2 separate regions of the Homo sapiens genome follow, and region 1 is linked to region 2. Evidence: read pairs that join two places in POLR2A ChIA-PET (ENCODE). Cell type or tissue: HepG2. All regions are shown on one strand.

Evidence for each region. Peaks named below come from ENCODE experiments on the same cell type or tissue, not always from the same donor. Only the 100,000 strongest peaks of a DNase experiment are listed, where the experiment ranks them.
Region 1: POLR2A ChIA-PET joins it to region 2 with 7 read pairs; 2 of 35 experiments call an interaction of 5 or more read pairs at or near these places.

Annotation. Positions count from the first base shown.
Region 1 is chr2:62,826,018-62,831,017 of GRCh38, forward strand. It overlaps EHBP1 (EH domain binding protein 1), which reads left to right. Exons shown (of 23, transcript NM_001142616.3): 6 at 70-251. Among named protein-coding and RNA genes, the nearest start is that of EHBP1, 120 kb to the left of the region's middle. In HepG2, no CTCF peak of the experiment used is centred here; no DNase peak of the experiment used is centred here.
Region 2 is chr2:62,487,401-62,492,400 of GRCh38, forward strand. It overlaps a transcript of TMEM17 not described here and the pseudogene RN7SL18P. Among named protein-coding and RNA genes, the nearest start is that of TMEM17, 16 kb to the right of the region's middle. In HepG2, no CTCF peak of the experiment used is centred here; DNase peaks (open chromatin) are centred at 2,501 and 4,801.

The DNA of each region.
Region 1 (5,000 bases), 340 kb after region 2:
TCGTACTTTAAAATGTTTGGCTATAAAATAACTCAAAATTACATACTTTTTTTTTCTTTAATCTTCCAGGAATCCCCTTCTGGTCGAAGGAAAGCTCTTGCTACTAGCAGCATCAATATGAAACAGTATGCAAGCCCTATGCCAACTCAGACTGATGTCAAGTTAAAATTCAAGCCATTATCTAAAAAAGTTGTATCTGCCGCTCTTCAGTTTTCATTATCTTGCATTTTTCTGAGGGAAGGAAAAGCCACGTAAGTTTCTTTTGTCAAATAAGCTTCCTTACATTGTGTTTCAGTACACCATAGCTTTTGACTCAGTAGACTGGCAATAGTTGAACATCTTACAGCATACCAATCATTTTTGCCATTCTTTGTTTCAGAGGCTGAATTAAGGGAACTCCTTGTTACTTATAAATAGTCTCTTTTGACTCCAGAGAATGTACAGTAATATAAACGTGAGCACAGCTGGTTTCAAAATTTAAATTGTATATTTTAGGATATTATAAGTGTTTTATATTTCAGTGTCTTCAGTGTAGTAGTCTGTACTCTGAGGTACACACAGTTCAATGTGTAGAACTGTTTGATGCAATTGAGACATGAGAGGAACCCAAAACGAAAAGTTTAGGATAAAAGGGATGAAATAATTAAGGGAACTCTTGCCAAATCATATTCCTTGGCTCAACCTTCCAAAAATCATGTAGGAAGGTACAGTTAGATAAGCAGTTTATTGTAATCATTTTCTTTTCAAAAATCACTTCTTAAGCACTGAGTCAGCATTGCACAAAGATTTCTAGATTCCATTCTAGTCTCTTATAAGAGTAAAATTCTAACTTGACAAAATGAGGTGAACATACCTACAAAGCGGGGAAAAAAGTAAGATTCACCCTGGTTATTGCATACAATCAAGTCAGGGGTAAGTGAATGTTACGGGTGTTGTGAAAGGGTTCGTACCTACATGGAGTGGAAGATGAAGAGACAGGAGAAATGGAAATTCTATACCTAGACTTAAAAGGTGAGGGGAAAGAGACAGCTGTGAACATTTTATCTAATCTGAATCACAGTTCTGAATGTATTTGACCTAGTGGAAGGTGGTTACTATAATTGGCCATGTCTACTTGACTGATTAGACTGGATTCTGTGCGTCAGTCAAAATGAGATGTTTGACACTCATCTACATGGCAACACATGACTTGTGAGATAACAGTAAGCCTCCTCTCTGGCAAGTTGGATTCTAAGCCAGTGTGGTAGAGAGACAGTGCAGAATGGAAGCATCTTAGTCTTTCATCTCAGGACCTTAAATTATAGACTTAAATACTGAGTAATTAAAAATAAAGATCTTACCCTGAAGTTTAAGCCAAAACAAAAGGAAAGGAAACACAGGAAGAAGAGACACAAATTCAGAGAAGATCCTTTGAGGGTGGACTTCCTTCCACTGGGCAAAAGCTGTAAGTGAATCAGCACCATTCACGGGAATCTGGGTGAGAGGAAATTCAGCCAAACCAAATGTCTCAATTTGAATTGAAAAGGAATTCTTTCCGAACATCCTAAACTGCCTCTCTACCTCCTCCTTCTTTGCCTGGTTACCTTCCCCAAAGAAAAATGTTCAGGTTTAAAATGTGAGGAAATTAAAATGGTATGCAATTAAGCAAGTTAACTTTTTTTTTTTTTTGAGACAGAGTCTCGCTCTGTCACCCAGGCTGGAGTGCAGTGGCACGATCTCGGCTCACTGCAACCTCCACCTCCTGGGTTCAAGTGATTTTCCTGCCTCAGCCTCCCGAGTAGCTGGGATTACAGGTGTGTACCACCACACCTGGCTAATTTTGTATATTTTTGGTAGAGACGGTGTTTCACCATGTTGGCCAGGCTGGTCTTCAACTATTGACCTCAAGTGATCCGCCCACCTCGGCCTCCCAAAGTGCTGGGATTACAGGTGTGAGCCACCGCGCCCAGCCAGCAAGTTAATATTTTAAGAATGACATTTTGAAATTGTCTCCTGTTGATAAGAGAGCAATTTGTAAGACATTCACGTAAGGTAATAACTTTTTTGCTCATGCAAACTTTGTGTCACTAAATTTATTTTAAAAAGGGGAAATGACTTTGTTAACTCTAAGGCTTATATGAGATAAGATGCAAAGAATTTTTTAAAACCAGTTTAGTCTGTAAAGCCATACTATATTTAGAAGATAACGGCGTATTAAGCATTACTTTACAAAGAAACAGTATCTTAATTTGGCTTTCTGAATTTGGGGGAAGTATAGCAAAGTAAAAATTAATTTGTAAATAATAGATACATATTTCATTCACTGTAGTTTATTTGAAATTTAAGGTGAAAATAATACATGATGAAAATATAAATGATTTGACTTTGAGTACTTAATGTAAACTTTATAAATTTGTACTTAAAATACTTAAAACATTTAAAAAAAGTTCAGATTTATCAAATACATGGTATTTAACATACAATCATCCAAGGTAGTTTTTTTTATCTTGTAGCTCTTAAAAAGGTTAGACTTTGTTTTTAAAGTGCTTTTCCTGCTATAATAGTTTCTTAACTTTTGGGCGGTTATGGCCCTGTTGGAAAAACAATATACTTAAGCAAGATTTAAGTGTGATTTACAGGGGTTTGCCACTTTGTTTCCCTCTTACCCACAAACTCAAAAGCCTACGTGGACTTCAGATTTAAAATCTTGTTCTAATTCCTTTGGGCAGTTTGAATATTTAAACTCTAGATCTTATCTGATTTGCAAACTGTCTCACTGTTTTTGAAACAAGTTTTTGTTTCCAGACTTAATTCTCAGGAAACCATACTTTAATTCCATGAAGAAAGTTTTAGGCCAGGCACAGTGGTTCACACCTGTAATCCCAACACTTTGGGAGCCTGAGGTGGGACAATCACTTGAGACCAGCCTGAACAACATGGCAAGACCCCCCTCTCTACAGAAATTTTAAAAATTAGCTGGGCATTGTGCTCTACACCTGGGGTCCCAGCTACTGAGGAGGCTAAGGCGGGATGATTGCTTGAGCCCAGGAAGATGCAGTGAGCCATGTTCACACTGCTGTACTCCAGCCAGCCTGGCTTATAGAGTGAGACCCTGTCTTAAAAAAAAGAAAAAAAAAAAAGAAAAGAATATTTTAGTCTTCCATATATATCTACAGCACAGAATCGAACTAATTCCTAACCAGTTAAATTTTTTAAATTATGTTATTTCAATAAATAAGTGAAACAGGTGGTGTTTGGTTGCATAGGAAAGTTCTTTAGTGATGATTTCTGAGATATTGGTGCACCCATCTCTTGAGCAGTGTACACGGTACTCAATGTGTAGTCTTTTATCCCTCACACCCCTCCCACTCTTCCACGTAAGTCTCCAAAGTCCATTATATTACTCTTAGGCCTTTGCATCCCCATAGCTTAGCTCCCACTTACACGTGAGAACATACGATGTTTGGTTTTTCATTCCTGAGTTACTTCACTTAGAATAATGGTCTCCAACTCCATCCAGGTTGCTGCAAATGCCATTATTTTGTTCCTTTTTAAGGCTGAGTGGTGTTCTATGTTGTGTGTGTGTGTGTGTGTGTGTGTATATATATATTATATATAATACTACTATATATAATACATAATACTACTATATATACTACTATATATTATATATAGTGGTATTGTGTATATATAATATATAATATATAATAATATATAAATACGTAATATTTATAATTATTTATATATTTATATTATGTATATTATACATATATACTATTATATATATTATACATATACACTATTACTCCTGCAATAGTGGCCATAATTTAAGAATAAAAAAAATAGATATTGACATGGATGTGATGAAAAGAGAACAGTTTTACACTGCTGGTGAGAATGTAAACTGGTACAACCACTATGAAAAACAGTATGGAGATTCCTTAAAGAGTTAAAAAGTAGAACTACCGTCTGATCCAGGAATCCCACTGCAGGGTATCTACCCAGAAAAAAATAAGTTATTACAGGAAAAAGACACTTGCACATGCAATGTTTATAGTGGCACAATTTGCAATTGCAAAAATACGGAACCAGCCTAAAAGCTCATTGACCAATGAGTGGATTAAAAATATGTGGTGCATATATATATATATATATAGACACACACACACACACACACACACACACACACACACACACACATATATATACACATATACACACACACACATACACACAATATGGAATACTACTATATATATAATATATATAGCTTGGATTACAGGCGCATGCCACCACGCCCGGCTAATTTTTGTGTTTTTAGTAGAGATGGGGTTTCACCATGTTGGTTAGGCTGGTCTCGAACTCCTGACCTTGTGATCACCTGCCTCGGCCTCCCAAAGTGCTGGGATTACAGGCATGAGCCACCATGCCCGGCACATATATCTTCTTTTAAGAATTGTCTATTCATGTCTTTAGCCCACTTTTTGATGGGACTATTTCATTTTTTACTTGTTCATTTGTTTGACTTCCTTGTAGATTTTGGGTATTAGTCCTTTGTTGGATGCATAGTTTGTGAATATTTTCTCCCACTCTGTGAGTTGTCTGTTTACTCTGCTGATGATTTCTTTTGCTGTGCAGAAGCTTTTTAGTTTAATAAGGTCCCATCTATTTGTTTTTGTTGCATTTGCTTTGGGGTTCTTGGTCGTGAACTCTTTGCCGAAGCCAATGTCTAGAAGATTTTTTCCAGTGTTATCTTCTAGAATTTTTATGGCTTCAGGTTTAGATTTAAGTCTTTGATCTAACCAGTTAATTTTTAATCTTATTAGCTCTTTACTAATTAAGCATGCCATTTAAAAATTAATGAATATGAGTATTTAGATTTTTCAATATTCTTGTGCAACTGATAAGAAAGACTTATTGACATACCTTATAGAAAGAAGGAATTTATTGTTTTCTTAAGAAACCATCATTTTTCTAACTGTCATTTAGTACAATGTGTTATATTTTGAATCATTGATGTA
Region 2 (5,000 bases):
AGTCAGCTGAATGGCAAGCTCAGTTCCATCTGCAAACTGGATTCCCTTTTGCATGTAACCTATTCACAGTTTCTAGGGATTAGGATGTAGACATCTCTAGGGGATCATTATTCTGCCCACCATGATAATAAGCCCTCACTTTTTTAAAAGCCCTTTTAAATACCTCATTTGACCCTAAAAATGCCTGTGAAACAGGTGAATGGGTGGGATTATCCCCTTTAATGGATAAAGAAGCTAAAGTATGAGTCAAAAAAATTAAAATAAAAAAATAAAACTTGCACAGGCCCCACTCCAAGTTTACTTTGTTTGTTCGAGACGAAGTCTCGCTCTGTCGCCCAGGCTGGAGTGCAGTGGTGCGATCTCGGCTCACTGCAACCTCCACCTCCCAGGTTCAAGCAATCCTCCTGCCTCAGCCTCTGAATAGCTGAGATTACAGGCTCATGCCACCATGCCCGGCTAATTTTTGTATTTTTAGTAGAGACGGAGGTTTCACCATGTTGGCCAGGCTGGTCTCGAACTCCTGACCTGAGGTGATCCGCCTGCCTTGGCCTCCCAAAGTGCTGGGATTACAGGTGTGAGCCACCATTCCTAGCCCAAGTTTACTTTGAAATAGAGGTGGAACGGAGTTAAGCTATGGGCCACGGTGTTCAGTCTATTTCGAGGCTATTGCTCTAGATGACAATGCCTATCAAAGAGGAGGGATGTGGGGAAAGTATGACTTTGTATGGCCAGCTGTCAGACCTGGATTCAGATTGTATGTTCACACAAACTTGATCTACCTTTGGAATTCGTCTCGAGCTTTGTCATTTCCTCTTCTTGAGTCTGTGAGTCCTTGTTTTTGCCTTCCTGGGTGGCTTTGAAAGTGATCAATATGATAATTTTAACACAGATAGCTACTGTAGATAGGTATGACCCAAATGCAAAGTTACTTATATTTATTAAAATGAATGTCATAGAAAGATGCTGAATGGAGAATAAAAACCATGGCCCTGATACTGACATTGTTGAATTTTCCATGAAGGAGGAGTAGACAATTTGTAACAAGCAAGCAATATATGGACAAACTTTTTTTTTAAATAAAGGATGAGTTTTGAAAAAAAAAAAAAAAACTTAGAGAACCTATGATACTTAGGACAATCCTAAAAGCAACTAATAAAGAGGAATTCTGACAGCTGTTATGACTGCCATCCAAACATATAGGACCCAACTATGTGGTTCTCCCAATAAGCTTAATTCCCTCTGCAACTCGACTAGGAAGCTTAGGAATTGGATCTTGAATCTACGGAAATAAAGGAATAAAGAAACAAAAATCTCCAACCTACAAAGAGGCTGGATTTAAAAGGTTTACACTGAGCTGCTGTTTGCTAGCACTTCCTCTCTGTTTTATTCTACTTTTTTTTTTTTTTTTTTTTTGGAGTATAATTAAAAACTTCTCCAACCTTAGCACAGCTTCTCTGCTTAGGGGTCAGATTTAAAAAAAAAGCAAAACAAGACACACACAGGAACACCCTATTGGGGTACTTGATTGACTTTTAGTCAATAATACAGGGATGTAGGCTTTTAAGCCAGGAATTAAACTTGAAAACAATGGTGCCTTCCACGGACACCCTTACCAGGTGACTCAAGGTTGGCAGAACACATCACATATATCCCCTCAGGTATGAAAATGGTAAATGTATCCTGGAGTGGCCCAGCATCTCAGAAAGCAATTATAATAAAATATTCCTAGGATGTGTTTTCCCTGAGGATGAGTGATGACTTTGACTCTTCATCTTCTAACTCCAAAGCACTGCTGTCTCAAATAGTCAAAATGACAAGGGAAGGAATGTTTTCGTTGGAGAGTCTCAACGCTGTTTCCAGCACATTTTTCCATTTGCCTGACTGCTCTTGGCCCTGAATGGAGTCGGAGGTGGAGTTCTTTCTACTGAAATCATAAAAGTCTCTTTATTGGCATGTGTGCATTCAGATATGCTCTTGGTATTGCTCATGTTGTTAGCTGCAGCTGGGTTTGCTGTGAGTGAATTGTTTTTGTCTTTAGTTAGGATCACATGTTGACTCATGACTGCCTGTATCCTGCGATTGGAGTAGGCATTTTAGTAAGGGGCTTAATTATTCTTGTATTTTTGTTTTGTCTTTTTCACTCTTCAATCCATATGCTTATTTGGGCTTGCTTGCAAAAGGAAGAAATATTTGGTTCATTCCATTTTATGCAATAAAGGCAAGAGCTTACTGGGGGCTTGGGAGCTGTTTTTATAACATAGGGGGCTGTTTTCATGACCTAGCAGACTGAAGTTTTCAAAATAAATTGGGCAAGCCTTAGGCGTTACTAAAATGTTGTGAGATAAGGAGTGCACTTGTGCCCCAATTTGAACTCTGTTAAAAAAATTTTTAAAAATCAAAAATAAAACAAAAACCTTGCATCAAAGTGTTAATATGTAAGCCTGTACATTTGAGCTCCACAGTCTTTACACATATTAAATCAACAATCAGTCAGCTGGGCATGGTGGCTCAGGCCTGTAATCTCAGCACTTTGGGAGGTCAAGGTGGGTGGATCACTTGAGGTTAGAAGTTCAAGACTAGCCTAGCCAACACAGTGAAACCCTGTCTCTAGTAAAAATACAAAAAATTAGCTGGGTGTGGTAGTACTTGCCTGTAATCTCAGCTACTCAGGAGGCTAAGGCACAAGAATCACTTGAACCTGGGAGGCAGAGGTTGCAGTGAGCTGAGATGGTGCCACTGCACTCCAGCCTGGGTGACAGAGCGAGATTCTGTCTCAAAAGAAAGAAAAATAATCAATGAGTTCCTTATTATTTCTGTAGGACCAAAAATTGATTTCAGAAAATTAAAGTCTGATGCATGTGTGTATTATTATTATTATTATTTTGCAAGGTCTCGTTTTGTCACCCAGGCTGGAGTGCGGTGGCACAATCCTGGCTGACCGCAGCCTCAACCACCCAGGCTCAAGAGATCCTCCCACCTAAACCTCCTGAATAGCTAGAACTACCAGCATGAGCCACCATGACTGGTTAATATTTTTATTTTTTGTAGACACAGGGTCTCACTATGTTGCCAGGCTGGTCTCTAACTCCTGAAGTCAGGAGATCCTTTCACTTTGGCCTCCCAAAGTGCTGGGATTACAGGCATGAGCAACAAGTCTGATATCTTTTAAAACCTTATTATAAATACTGAAGTATAAATATGGTAATTTCTCATATTTCGAAGCTTAAAATTTTAAAACACTTTGGATCATAGATTCAGAGGGCTGTGAAGGAGTCAAGAAGTTACAAGTTTGTGGCAATGGTTTTCTTACTTTTTAATTTTAATAAACAGGCCCCTTACTAGAGAAACAGAAAAGTATGTGGGTATCTTAACTGGTATAGAGTGAGCAGAGATTCAAATGGCGTGGTGGCTCACGCCTGTAATCCTGTCACTTTGGGAGGCCAAGATGGGCGGATCACCTGAGGCCAGGAGTTTGAGACCAGCCTGACCCACATGGTGAGACCCTGTCTCTACTAAAAATGCAAAAAAATTAGCTGGGCGCAGTGGTGTGTGCCTGTAATCCCAGCTACTAGGGAGGCTGAGGCAGGAGAATTGCTTGTACCCAGGAGGCGGAGGTTGCAGTGAGCTGAGATGGCGCCACTGCACTCCAGCCTGGGCAACAGAGCCAGACTCCGTCTCAAAAAAAAAAAAAAAAAAAAAAAAAAACCTCTTCAGTGCAGGAACAGTATCTTACTCATCATAGAATCCTGTGCCTGCCACGCAATAGAACCTCAATTAGCTGGGCGTGCTGGAGTGTGCCTGTAGTCCCAGCCACTCAGGAGGCTGAGGCAGGAGGATCACTTGAGCCCGGGAGTTCTGGGGCTGTAGTGCACTATGCTAATCTGGTGTCCACACTAAGTTCGGCATCAATATGTTGACCTTCTGGGAGTGGGAGACCACCAGGTTGCCTAAGGAGAGGTGAACCAGCCCAGGTTGGAAATGGAGCAGGTCAAAAACTCCCATGCTGATCAGCAGTGGGATCACACTGCATGCACTCCAGCCCGGGCAACATAGCGAGACCCTGTCTCTATTTAAAAAACAAACAAACAAACAACAACAACAACAAAAAACCCTCAGTTAATTTGTAGAACTGAGCTGTGTAGGAAAGCTTTGGAATTAGACATGCCTCAATTTGAATCCCAGTTCTGCCAATTACCAGCTAGGTGATCTTGGTTAACTTATTAGAATACTCTGTTTTTCTCATTTTCAAAATGGGAAATGGTATTATAATTATAAAGTTAACATAATATACAAGTGTTATAATACCTTAGAGGAGTAAATAAGATAGCACATGAAAGCACGTAGCATTTCACAAGGACCTACTTCAGCAAATGACAATCTTTTAAATTACTCTACCAAAGGGTTTTCCCATTTAAAAAAATTAATCAAATATACATCTCTTTAACTTTCAGTCAGCTTTGACCAACATGAAATGACTGAGGATAATGCTCTGAGTTAGTGAAATTCCAACCACAGGCAAAAAACCAAAAAAAAAAAAAAACTCCAAAAAACAAAAAACAGACTTTTTAGTTAGCTTGCTAAGCCTTTCTATAGGTAAACGTATTATTAGATTTTTAAAAAACAATGAGAGTAGCTTCTGGACCCTTTTTTGCCACTTTCCTTGGCCCCTAGAAGTCGGAGGGTCCAAGGCTGAGCAATGTTCCTGCTTTGGCTTCTAGATCGGACAGGTCTAAATCAACCTTAATATATCTTTGGAGCATGTGTTTAGAGAGAGGGAGCACTGCAGAGTGAAAAAGCATGATCTTTGGAACCAGACAAGGTTAGGTCTAAATTCTGTCTTCTGTTTACTTGCTGTGTGACCCTGAGCAAGTTCCTTAACTTCTCCTGAGTTTTAGTTTTAGCTTCTGTAAAATGGGAATAAGATCTGCCTTACAGAGTTGTCATGAGAATTGAATGAGATATTGATAAAGTCCCAGCACACTGCCTGGCACATTGCAGGC